Linked DNA regions of Homo sapiens: region 1 is linked to region 2. A link is a loop called in an ENCODE intact Hi-C map of the cell type or tissue named here. Cell type or tissue: heart right ventricle. All regions are shown on one strand. Links, peaks and the distances in the headings refer to the core of each region. The heading gives the core; the rest is flanking DNA.

Region 1 (5,385 bases), core at 127-5,126, 80 kb after region 2:
ACACGTATATTACTGAGCGCTGTCTGTTGATAAGGCCTAAAAGCAACAGCCCAGTAGCAATAAGCTCACTCAGCACCTGTATCTTGTTTCTAAATGTCATTGTCCAATAAAAGGAACTAAGCCACCCTAGCAAGCAGTTGATTCCAGAGTTCAGGCAGGGCAAACACAAAATAAACCTGAAACATCTTAAAGTGCCAATAAATAAGGAAAGGCACAGAAAAAAGACATGGGCTTGTCAAAAGGACATAGGAGTCCGCATAAATGTGTTCCCATGGCCAAAGACAGAGGAATTTGAGCAGCAAGATAAAAAATGATAGCATTGGATTTTCACCCACAGAATAACGTAATAGCCAGAAGTCCATAGTTATATAAATAAATAATTTTAAGAATACATAGGAGAGAAGGGACAACTCTTTCTTAAGTAGAATTCCAAAGAATACATATAAAAGGAAAGTGGAAAACAGAACCACCATTGGGGAAATAACTGTTATAGACAAGATTCACAGATTGGTGCTAAAATTAGTGGGCAACGATTTGAGGAGAAACGGAATTTGCGTAGTCTCAGCATATCTCACTTAAAATGCTTATTTGCTACCAAGGGAAAAATTAAGTAACTTTACAGTGAAAAAACCAGCATAAACCACCCTAAGCAAGTGATCAAGTGAAATATCATATAATAAGACATATTGACATCATGAACCCCTTTATATGATGTACGAAGAAGGACACAACATCATTTTTATACTATTCTTGCTAAAAATACGTAACCTCATTCCAGTCCATTAAACAAGCCAGGTATGGTGGCTCACGCCTGTAACCCCAGCACTTTGGGAGGCCAAGGTGGGTGGATCACTTGAAGTCAGGAGTTCGAGACCAACCTGGGTGACACAGTGAAACCCTGTCTCTACGAAAAGTACAAAAAGTACAAAAAAAAAAAAAAGAAAAAAGAAAAAAACTCATTAAACACACACAAACTGAAGGACATTCTACAAAATCATTTTCATCAGTTCTCCTCAAAAGTGTCAAGGCCAAGAAAGGCAAGGAAAGACTGAGGAATTGTTATGGCCTGGAAGGCAATACTTCTCTATGGAGAAGTAACAACTAAATGCAATATGGGATCATCCGGAATAGGATTCTGAAACAGAAAATGACAGTGGTGGAAAAGATGGTGAAGTTCTAATGAGGCCTGTAGTTTAATTAATAGTATTGTATGAGGATAATTATGCTATGGTTATGTAAGCATATGGTTAACCTTGAGGGAAGTGGTGTGAAGAATACAAGCTTTGTACTCTGCAACTTTTCTGTAAGTCAAAAAAGTTTAAAGTTTAAAAAAATTAGAGGCTTTAATTAATTACATAAATTGTCATTAATATAGTAGGCATTTCTTTTTTGTTTGTTTGTTTGTTTTGTTTTGAGACGGAGTCTCGCTTTATCTCCCAGGCTGGAGTGCAGTGGTGCGATCTCGGCTCACTGCAAGCTCCGCCTCCCAGGTTGAAGCAATTCTCCTGCCACAGCCTCCCGAGTAGCTGGGACTACAGGCTCCCGCCACCATGCCCAGCTAATTTTTTGTATTTTTAGTAGAGAGAGGGTTTCACCCTGTTAGCCAGAATGGTCTTGATCTCCTGACCTCAGGTGATCCGCCCGCCTCGGCCTCCCAAAGTGTTAGGATTACAGGCATGAGCCACTGCGCCTGGCCCTATAGTAGGCATTTCTTTAACCAAAAAGGATCTAAACTACCTTTAAAGAAAGTCAAGCAGTCAAATATTCTTTTTATTCTTTCTATACATGACTTCTTTCCATGCCTTACATCTATTGTTTCCACTTGTTTGTAGATATATGGGTCTGACAGCGTGAGCAAAATCCTTTTTCCTTCAGGTCAAATAAACAGAGCATATGCCTTCTCGGTATATGGGTGTTTGGTTTTTGAAGCTGATACAGCTCTGTCTGAATCCTCTGTTGAGGGCAAGATGCAGCCAGCAGCATGTCCTCCTTTTTCTGGACCTTCCCATCACCCTAAAAAGTTCTTTGAGCAGGACCGTGGGCTGCCCTCCTTGCATCTGGCATTTCTCCGTCCTCCTCTTTCTTCTTGCATTGTGACTTGGCAGATTGCTCACGATTTTCAGTCCCAAGGTGAATGGACTGACACCCTTCACTTCCTTTGCCTTCTATGCATTCTTCTTTTCTAGTGAACCAGTCAACATACTTTTTATAAAAAACTTTTTATTTTAGAAATGTTCAAACGTACAGAAGAGTAGAGAGACTATAATAAAGCACTTGTCAACTTGATCTTAACCAGACAGGCACCCTTTCCAAAGAAAGGCAATTGTGACTACCTGAAATTAGATGTCATCAATGGTGAGGGTGAAGGTGGCACACTAGCCCCAGTTCCTATCATTCTCTCATCCTTATTTTTATACTCTCAGTTTTTGGACAACACCTTGTTTTTTTTGGCCACTTTATCTTATCAAGAGTACAGGGACTGGGGCCGGATCCAGTGGCTCATGCCTGTAATCCCAGCACTTTGGGAGGCCAAGGCAGGTGGATTGCCTGAGGTCAGGAGTTCGAGACTAGCCTGGCCAACATGACGAAACCCCATCTCTACTAAAAATACAAAAATTAGCTGGGTGTGGTAGCGGGCGCCTGTAATCTCAGCTACTCAGGAGGCTGAGGCAGGAGAAACGGTTGAATCCAGGAGGCAAAGGTTGCAGTGAGATGAGATTGCACCACTGCACTCAAGCCTGCACGACAGAGTGAGACTCCATCTCAAAACAAACAAACAAACAAACAAAAAGAGTACAGGGACTCACTAATCCTCTCTCCCACCCCTTGCACATTGCAGATTGAGGTCATTTCTCGGGATGGTTAATGAAAAAGGAACCTCTCTAAATGTTTTGCTTAGGGGTCCAAAATTTAGTTTGTGCTCAACTCACTTTTTGCTCTAAAGGTCTCATTTTTCTAAAGGAAGCTGAAATCATGTTTTGCTGATTAGGCCTCTGTGTTACTAAACACTGAAAAAAAAAAGTTTAGCGAAAGGTCACCGAACCGGAGTTCCTTCCGTTGTTAATTTGGGTTTTTCCATCATCAGTAATGCAGATTTGGGAATCTCAGGTTTTATTTCTCATGAAGCATTCTAGTAATTTTTGATCCTCAGGAAGTAATGAGCTAAATGAATACTGAAATGAGATCAAGGAAGCTCTTCCCAGAGAAGGTAGTAGATGAATAATAAGATGCTAGTTTCCTAAGGGGAACAAAGATTTTTACATCTGTGTGCAAGTAGGATATCAAAGTGCAAACCCACCCCTCTTTGAGAGAAGTAGTAGTTGGGAGTGAAGTAATGGAACCTCTGGCTTGTTATTCAATATAATCTGCCAGATGATGAAAGTACACTTTAGTATACCTGACTCCAATGATTTTAGTAATCATTTAACAATTGTACAATAGGATATGACTTCTGTTTCATGTTGGTGAGAAGGATAGAATGCTATTTCTTGATCCAGGATAACATAATTCAAGATAACAGAATAACATGGAGAAAACATTTCGTGTGTTACAAATTAGAAAAAGGGAGGAAAAGTTTTATGTAAATAATATGAAAGGTAAAGATTTCAGAGATAGTTCTTTATATATTTGAGGGTAAAATACCTTCTTAATGTACACACAAAAAAGCAATTAAAAGAAGAATACCCTGTCCATTTGTGATTGCCTCTACTCTGATCATCTCAGAATCGCTGTTAACAAAATAGTATCTTTTACCACATTTCTCCATCACTGGAATAGAATTTCCTTCTGTGATTTTATTACAATTCAGCCACTATCTCTGGATTAGAATGACATTATAGAAGCACAGGGATTTTGTGAGTTTCTATGTCTGGGGAGAGGAAAAGAGAGTAATAGGTTGAAGAAGTTTGGCGTTGGTATCACTTTTTTTATTCTGTGGTGATATGTCAAACACTAGGAAGAGAAAAGAAATTAAAATGTTTCTGCTGAGTGGAGATGGGAGTGAGTTCATGTCTTACTGAGGAACAGATCTAACATTCCTACAGACTTTACAGTCTGGAGATATAGCAAGGTACTATCAAAACAGGGTCATAGGGAGTCTCATAAATGTATTGGTCTATCATCTTTTGCAACGTTCTCTTCCTTCATAATAAGGGTAGCCAGTAATCAAGTAACTAGCTTTTTTCCCCTAGACAAACAGCAGATCTGTAACCAACAATAAGGTCAGTAACTTATGACCCTATGAGTTATCAAAAAAAGTTAATTATCTACCTTCTAATAAAGCAGGGAAACATCCAAATATTTTTAGAAAGCTTTTGATCACAGAGGTTTAAAGTCTTTAAAAATTGTTTTTACATTTTTATTAAAAGGTGTACACACACACACACACACACACAAAGACTACCCCTTAAAATATGTACATACAAAACTTAAGTAGAACACTTTGCTTCCCAATATACAAGACGAGCAAGGCATTTATCAATTTTCAGAAGGGGTTTATAATGCACTTATCCATATTTCCAGGCCTGAGATAATGAGGCTGTTCCATGAATGTTAAGTCAGGAAACTAAGGAGAACACAAGAACCAAACATATTGTGTATGTATAATATATGTAAAATCATAATGCCTCACCTGATGTCAACAGTTATGGGCATTGAAGATGACAGTCCTCTACAAGCTCTCATGACTGTTCCCAGTCAGTAACAGAGGGAAGGGGGCAGAGTGTGGTGCCCTACTGCAGGGTGGGGCTGGTAAAGCCTTGCTGTTTGCTTGGTGGAGCTTCCACCGTCTGGATCCCGGGGTGTGGGGAGCTGGAGTTTTTCTAAAGCTGGTGCAGTAAGAAATACAAAGTCAAGTCTAGGGTACAAGGCCAGACCCTCTACTGTTCCAGGGACTCTCAAAATGTGCTAGTCTAGAGACCCTGTCAATGTGCTTTTATAGTGAATACTTTTCAGTGTGTTACGTATCCCTCTGGCACCCTATCATGAGCAGAGCTCCCTCCCCTTCTGAGCACTGGGGTGCAGGGGATCCCGTGAGATTTCAGATCTACCCGGCACCCCTGCAAGCACTCTGTCCTCAAACCCTTTGAAGGAACAGCTCTATCCTTACACCCATTAGATAGGCACTACTGCTGGCCAATGCTGACAGCAGCCCTCTGCTCCATCTTGGCTGTGTCTCCTGTGCCAGGAACCTCAGGAAATAGACAAGGATTTGGCAAAATTCCTGGTGAATGGATGGCACCACGTGAGCATTGTGGGTAGCATTTCTCTGTGTTGCCAGACACATACATTGCTGCTTTCTCACTCTTCCTTGGGAAAGATGGGCCATTTTGGAGCTGATTTTGAAATGAAAAAGAAGGAGAAGTAAAAGAAACCCTAGGCTCCATA
Region 2 (5,385 bases), core at 251-5,250:
AGGCTGGTCGCTTTCCCTGCCTCTCTGTTAGCTGTGGAGGAAAGAATGGGATCAGCTTGGCTTTCCCATTTCCAGGCCATCCAATGGCTGGTGGCTTTGGAATATAACCTGATCTTACCCCGACCACCTCCCTTTTGTTCCAAATGGGTGAGAAGGTAAAAGAAACAGATACAGAAACCTTTTTTTGCTGTTTCTCTTTCCTCTTTCTTTCTAGATCTCTGAGGCATTCCCTCCCCACTGCCCTCCCTTTACTGGAATATAATGGAATACAGAAACGTCTCCTTTCGCCTCATCTTCCATTCCCTTATTATTATTTTAGCTACTAGGAATTAGCATTAGGAAGAATCCCAGGAAGGAAAAGCTGTAATAAAGATTATCATTTCCAAGAAGGGACCAGCCCAGTGTTTTGTTTTGTTTTAGATTTTAGGCTCTTTGAGTGCAATTTTCCTCCAGTTGGTGATAAATTTTTAGCCGCTATGAGGTCTTTTCACTTTTTATCACGTATCCTCTTGTTTTCTCTAATCTCTTTTAGATCTTACTTTTCTCTCTACAAAGATTAGTATTCTCTTCAGTGGAAATTTATGAACAAGGCTATTTAAAAAAATGCCGATAAGCTATCCTTGTATGTTTTCTTCATATAAATATTTGCCCCAGCAATATATACGGCAACATCCTATGTTATAGGATATGTGGACTCAGATTCCTTTTCAAAACTATCACCTACCTCTATCCTATTTTACCACCAAAGCTTATTTTACCAAAAAGCTTATGAAGCTTTTTGTTCTTTAAACATAACCAAGTTTATATTCATTTGTATATGGCACCTACCTCAAGGGGTTGACGGGAAGATTAAATGAGTTAATATATCCAAAGTACTTGGATTAGTGCCTGGCAGCGGGTAAGCTCTATGTAAGTCTTTGCTATTATTATTTTTTATTAGCTTTTATTATTTTTATTTGATAGACGACTATAGAATATCAATTTTAATTCATCTCCAGCTATGGTTGGATGCAGTTAGCCCTGCAATTGTTTGAACTTTAGAGGTCAACAGATGTATTTCAGTTGAATGAGAAAATATGCTAACCACCTTTTTTTCTGCTCTGCCCAGGGGTCTTCAAATGTCTCCTAATTCACTTTTTCACTTTTTTTTTTTTTTTTTTGAGACAGAGTTTCGCTCTGTCACCCAGGCTGGCGTGCAGCGGCGCCATCTCGGCTCACTGAAACCTCCATCTCCCAGGTTCCAGTGATTCTCTTGCCTCAGCCTCCAGAGTAACTGGGATTACAGGCACCCGCCACCATGCCTGGCTAATTTTTGTATTTTTAGTAGAGTCGGGGTTTCACCATGTTGGTTAGGCTGGTCTCAAACTCCTAACCTCAAGTGATCCACCCCTCTTGGCCTCCCAAAGTGCTGGGATTACAGGGGTGAGCAACCGCACCCGGCCTGTTTCCTAATTCACTTCTTGTTCACTCTAATACCAACCAGGAGAGGGGAGTGCTATGGACCCCTCCCCCTTCCACTCCCTTTCTTCCTATTGGCCCCCTCGAATTAGGAACAAGACAGAAGCATATGTTTTGGCATCTTATGTGTTCTCATAAAAAAGAGTCATCTTACTCGATAAAGTCCACTTAAATCTGGAAAGCCCTTGCATGGCACACGATATCTCAAGTGGCAGCCTCCAAACAAAAGATGACTATAGAACCCCCGAAATTCAAGGTCAGGAGACTGAATAATGAATGTCTGTTTATCCACCTGGTGCTTTAAAACTGACCTATGTTTCCCATAAGATGTCTTGAGGTTGAATTATGTCACAGCAGTAATGTCTTTAACACTATTGGGTGAGATGATTTGAGAGAGATCAGATTTCATCTGGTGAGTGACAAGGCTTCACTCCCTCTTGCAGTGTATTAAAACAATTAAACATCAGATGCATTTTACTGCAGTCTGTTTGACTCACGTGTGCATATTAGAATATTTTTTTCAAAAACCTATGAAATAGGAGCCTAGCTCCCTGTGAATGTTTATGGCGCTCATTAACAAAGTTCATCTCCAGGATGTATGATTTTCAGTTTTCTCTTTCTAATCTTCTTTTGGGAGGATGGAGGATGGGTAGAAATCAATTTTCCCAGCTAGATCTGCATTTTTCCAGTTAGAAAAGATGTTTCATTTTAATTTGTTGTCTGATGGTATTGAAATATTTTTCCAATCTGTTGTTATTTAAAAGAGCAAGCCCTATTCCTGTCATCATCCATTACCTGGAGCGTTATTTAGTAAGTGCTTTGTTTGTAAACAGATAGTGGTTTTAAACAGATCTAGTCCTGTGGTGATCATGTTTCCAACATTGGAGGACAGCTGCCTGGCAGCAGCACTTTTCTATGTTTAGTTTTTTATTTCAGTTCTTCTGAATTGATTATTTCCTCCTAATGTTTCCAGGTTAAGGAATATTTTATGCATATTATTTGTCAAATTCACATTTCTCTTTCTGCCAAGGAGGATTAGGAATCTCTAGTGAATCAACCTGCTCCAGATAGTTTCTGGGAAAGAGGAGAGGTGAAACAGGAAAAATCCTAGCCCTCTGCATTGTCTTAACCATTTGAACTAACCAGGACAAAGGGTAGCAACACCACTGAGTTAACCCACTGCATTGTTCAAAGCCCGTCCTCCACATTCACCAGCACCCCAGCACACTTAACCAAAATGTTTTCTACCTGTGTTTTTTGAAGTACAGATTTTAGCTACTTTGCTGAACTTTTGTTTTCTTCCTGATTATTTTGTTTCACAAGAATTTCTAAACTCTTAAGGAAACAAAAATCATTCTGTTTGGTTTTTGGTAGTTGAAAATACAGCTATATCTGGGGAATATGATGATAGGGAGGAGTTATTTCTTATGTTAAAAAAAAAACCTAAGGAAAACGGTAGCCCTCCTTTCGGCTAGGAAATGACCATGTGTCTCTCTACTGGGGAGCAGCTGCTGGGAGCCCTGGGCTGGCAGGGAGAGCGGGTCTGGGAAGGGAGCTGCGCCAGGCTCCCTCGCCAGCCCCGTGAGCGCTGCGTTTTTCCTGGAGCCGTCATTGTCTCCCTGCGAGTCTCATGGCGTTCTTTGTCTGCGGTGGGTATCTTGTGTCACACACTCGCAGCCCGTTGCACTAAGCCACTGTTCATCCCATTTTCTTTCTTTCTCTCCTCACTACTCTCCCCTGCCCCCTCCCCAAACCCCTCCCTTTCTTACTGGTTTTGTGATTCAAGGAATTTGAGATCATTTAGGTGAAGTAGACGCTCAGAAGGAGAGGTTTCTTATGAGCTTCAAAGAAGTGAGGAAACAAGATGCGATGCCTTTAAAACTGACAGTGCCCCTGTGTGGATCTGGGAATTACGTTCTTGAAGTAACAGCTTTTAGTTAAAAATACTGGGTGCTAGGGGAGTGGGGGTAAATGGTCCTTCCCTAGCACATTCATAATAAGTAAAGAAACTGTGCCATTGAGTAATACCCCCATCCACCAATATTCTGGGGTGAGAATATTGAGAGAACTGCCAGTGCCTTCTGTGCCATTGTTAATATGAGACAAAGTGTGACAACAAATGCCTTGTGAATTTAAATAGCCAGGTATGGTGTTCAGAAAGGCTTCTGAAATAAACACGCTAATCCACATTCTGTCTCGTGCAAAGTAAAGCATTAAGGGCTTGGTGCAGCCTTACCTTAAAGTGCCTGTGTGCAGTCTCTCTCCTTTTCTTCCCATTGCCTATAGCTTACAATGCTTTCTAAGTGATTCTCTTGCTTGTGCGGAGAGCAGGAATGGGAGGAAGGTTGAGTTGACAGGGCTCTTAAAGCCATTTGTAATTTACACAGAAACTTTCCTTGTGGGAACTTAAAGCACTTCACGTATGGAAATCATATACCTGGGGCAGACTTAATTCAAGGAGCCCAATCCTTGATTGTCACAGACATGGAAACTGAACTTAAGGGATGTTTTGGGATGTTTCCTAGGACACAGAGTTCTAGCTGAGCTAGGACTTGAATCTGGTGCTCTTTCAAGACTCCTTCAGAGGCACATGTTAGTATCTCAGTCCCCTTTGACAGACGTTGCTGGCAAAATGTTATTATCCTCACTTTAAAATGGGGTACACGAAAGCACAGAAAAAGAAAATTGTCTAGTGTTAACCCTTTGTGACAAAGCCAGTGAGATAGGACACTGTATTTCTTGCAGCCCTTCTCAGCTATTCGAGTTGAATCATATTGGCCTCAAGGACATCATCCTTGGCCCCTGACATGCCAGGATTCTCATGTCTGCTTGTCTTTCCTGCACTGTCCCCTAGCCTATTACCCCCCAATACTATTTCGTTCTTTTTCTCCTTATGCCCAAGGAGTGTCTTGTGTTTCTCTTTTACTAGGTACTTTTCTCCCAGTATATCTGGAACTTTGTCCGAGAGCTCCCTCTAGAATTTTCCCTTAGGTAACCCAGACCCAACCATGTTTACAAAGGAGCAATGCTGCTGTCACTTCCAAATGCACCCCAACCCAGTGGTGTAGTAAAAGCAGAACTGGCCTGGGGGCAGGAGGTGAAGTCCTCGTGCCATCAACAGTTCATGATACTGATTAACTCCCATGCCAAGTTCCTTCCAGCTCTAGAACCCTAAATCTTCATAGAAATTTGCAGAGAGGAATTTTGAGAAAGAAGTGGTAAATTGAACCATCCACCAAGTTGAATTGTTTTAAAAGCCTCAGACTTCTGGACATCCAAATTGTTAGTCTGACTTTGGAGCTGGGTGCTTGTCCTTGCCATTACTTTCCTGCCACCGTAGTGGGCATGGTTCCAACAGACCCTGCCAGTGCCTACCTGGGGAACCACTGCTGCTGGTAAAGTAGGTCCCTTGGGAATTCTGCAGTACAAGGGTCACTGTGTAAGTGGACAATGAATTTTAATATGCACAAGTTTCCTTTCTGCCAACTTGGACTGGGTATACCTAGTAAACAAATCAAGCGGTACTTGCCACTATATTGTTTTGGTTTTCTGTGGTGTGAGAATATTGTGACTCTGCTCCAGGGCATATTATCCTTGAGGGCAGCCACATAAATGATACTGTGTTAGGCAGTGGGAGGTTGCTGCGTAATAAGTAGTTAATGATGACAAGTCCTAGATCTTCCGATTATAAGGCTAGTATTTAGAACCTATAGTATGGTGGAATTTAAAGCCATTATTGTCTTCTGAACATTTACAAATGTATCATGAAAATAAATTTGATAGAAAGTTGACCAGTCTTACTGTTTCCCATCGTGACTTATTAAAAATCATATTTGTGTTTTCTGCTTTTGCTTCCACCTCAGACCTCAATGGAAATAACTTTTCAGACTTTACATCTATTCAAAATGTAATTATAAGTTAAACAGG

The links. A loop is a pair of places that touch in the nucleus more often than their neighbours do. Peaks named below come from ENCODE experiments on the same cell type or tissue, not always from the same donor. Only the 100,000 strongest peaks of a DNase experiment are listed, where the experiment ranks them.
Region 1: a loop joins it to region 2, with 1.8 times the contacts of the local background. A loop is called at or near these places in 6 of 110 quality-filtered maps.

What each region holds. Positions count from the first base shown.
Region 1 is chr4:139,922,628-139,928,012 of GRCh38, reverse strand. All of the region lies in intron 1 of MAML3 (mastermind like transcriptional coactivator 3), which reads left to right. It overlaps LOC105377452 (a long non-coding RNA gene), which reads right to left and starts at 949. Exons shown (of 4, transcript XR_007058279.1): 1 at 1-949. In heart right ventricle, for the core only: no CTCF peak of the experiment used is centred there; no DNase peak of the experiment used is centred there; H3K27ac peaks cover 1,291 bases.
Region 2 is chr4:140,002,361-140,007,745 of GRCh38, reverse strand. All of the region lies in intron 1 of MAML3 (mastermind like transcriptional coactivator 3), which reads left to right. Among named protein-coding and RNA genes, the nearest start is that of MAML3-AS1, 120 kb to the left of the region's middle. In heart right ventricle, for the core only: no CTCF peak of the experiment used is centred there; a DNase peak (open chromatin) is centred at 3,105; H3K4me3 peaks cover 1,154 bases; H3K27ac peaks cover 2,122 bases.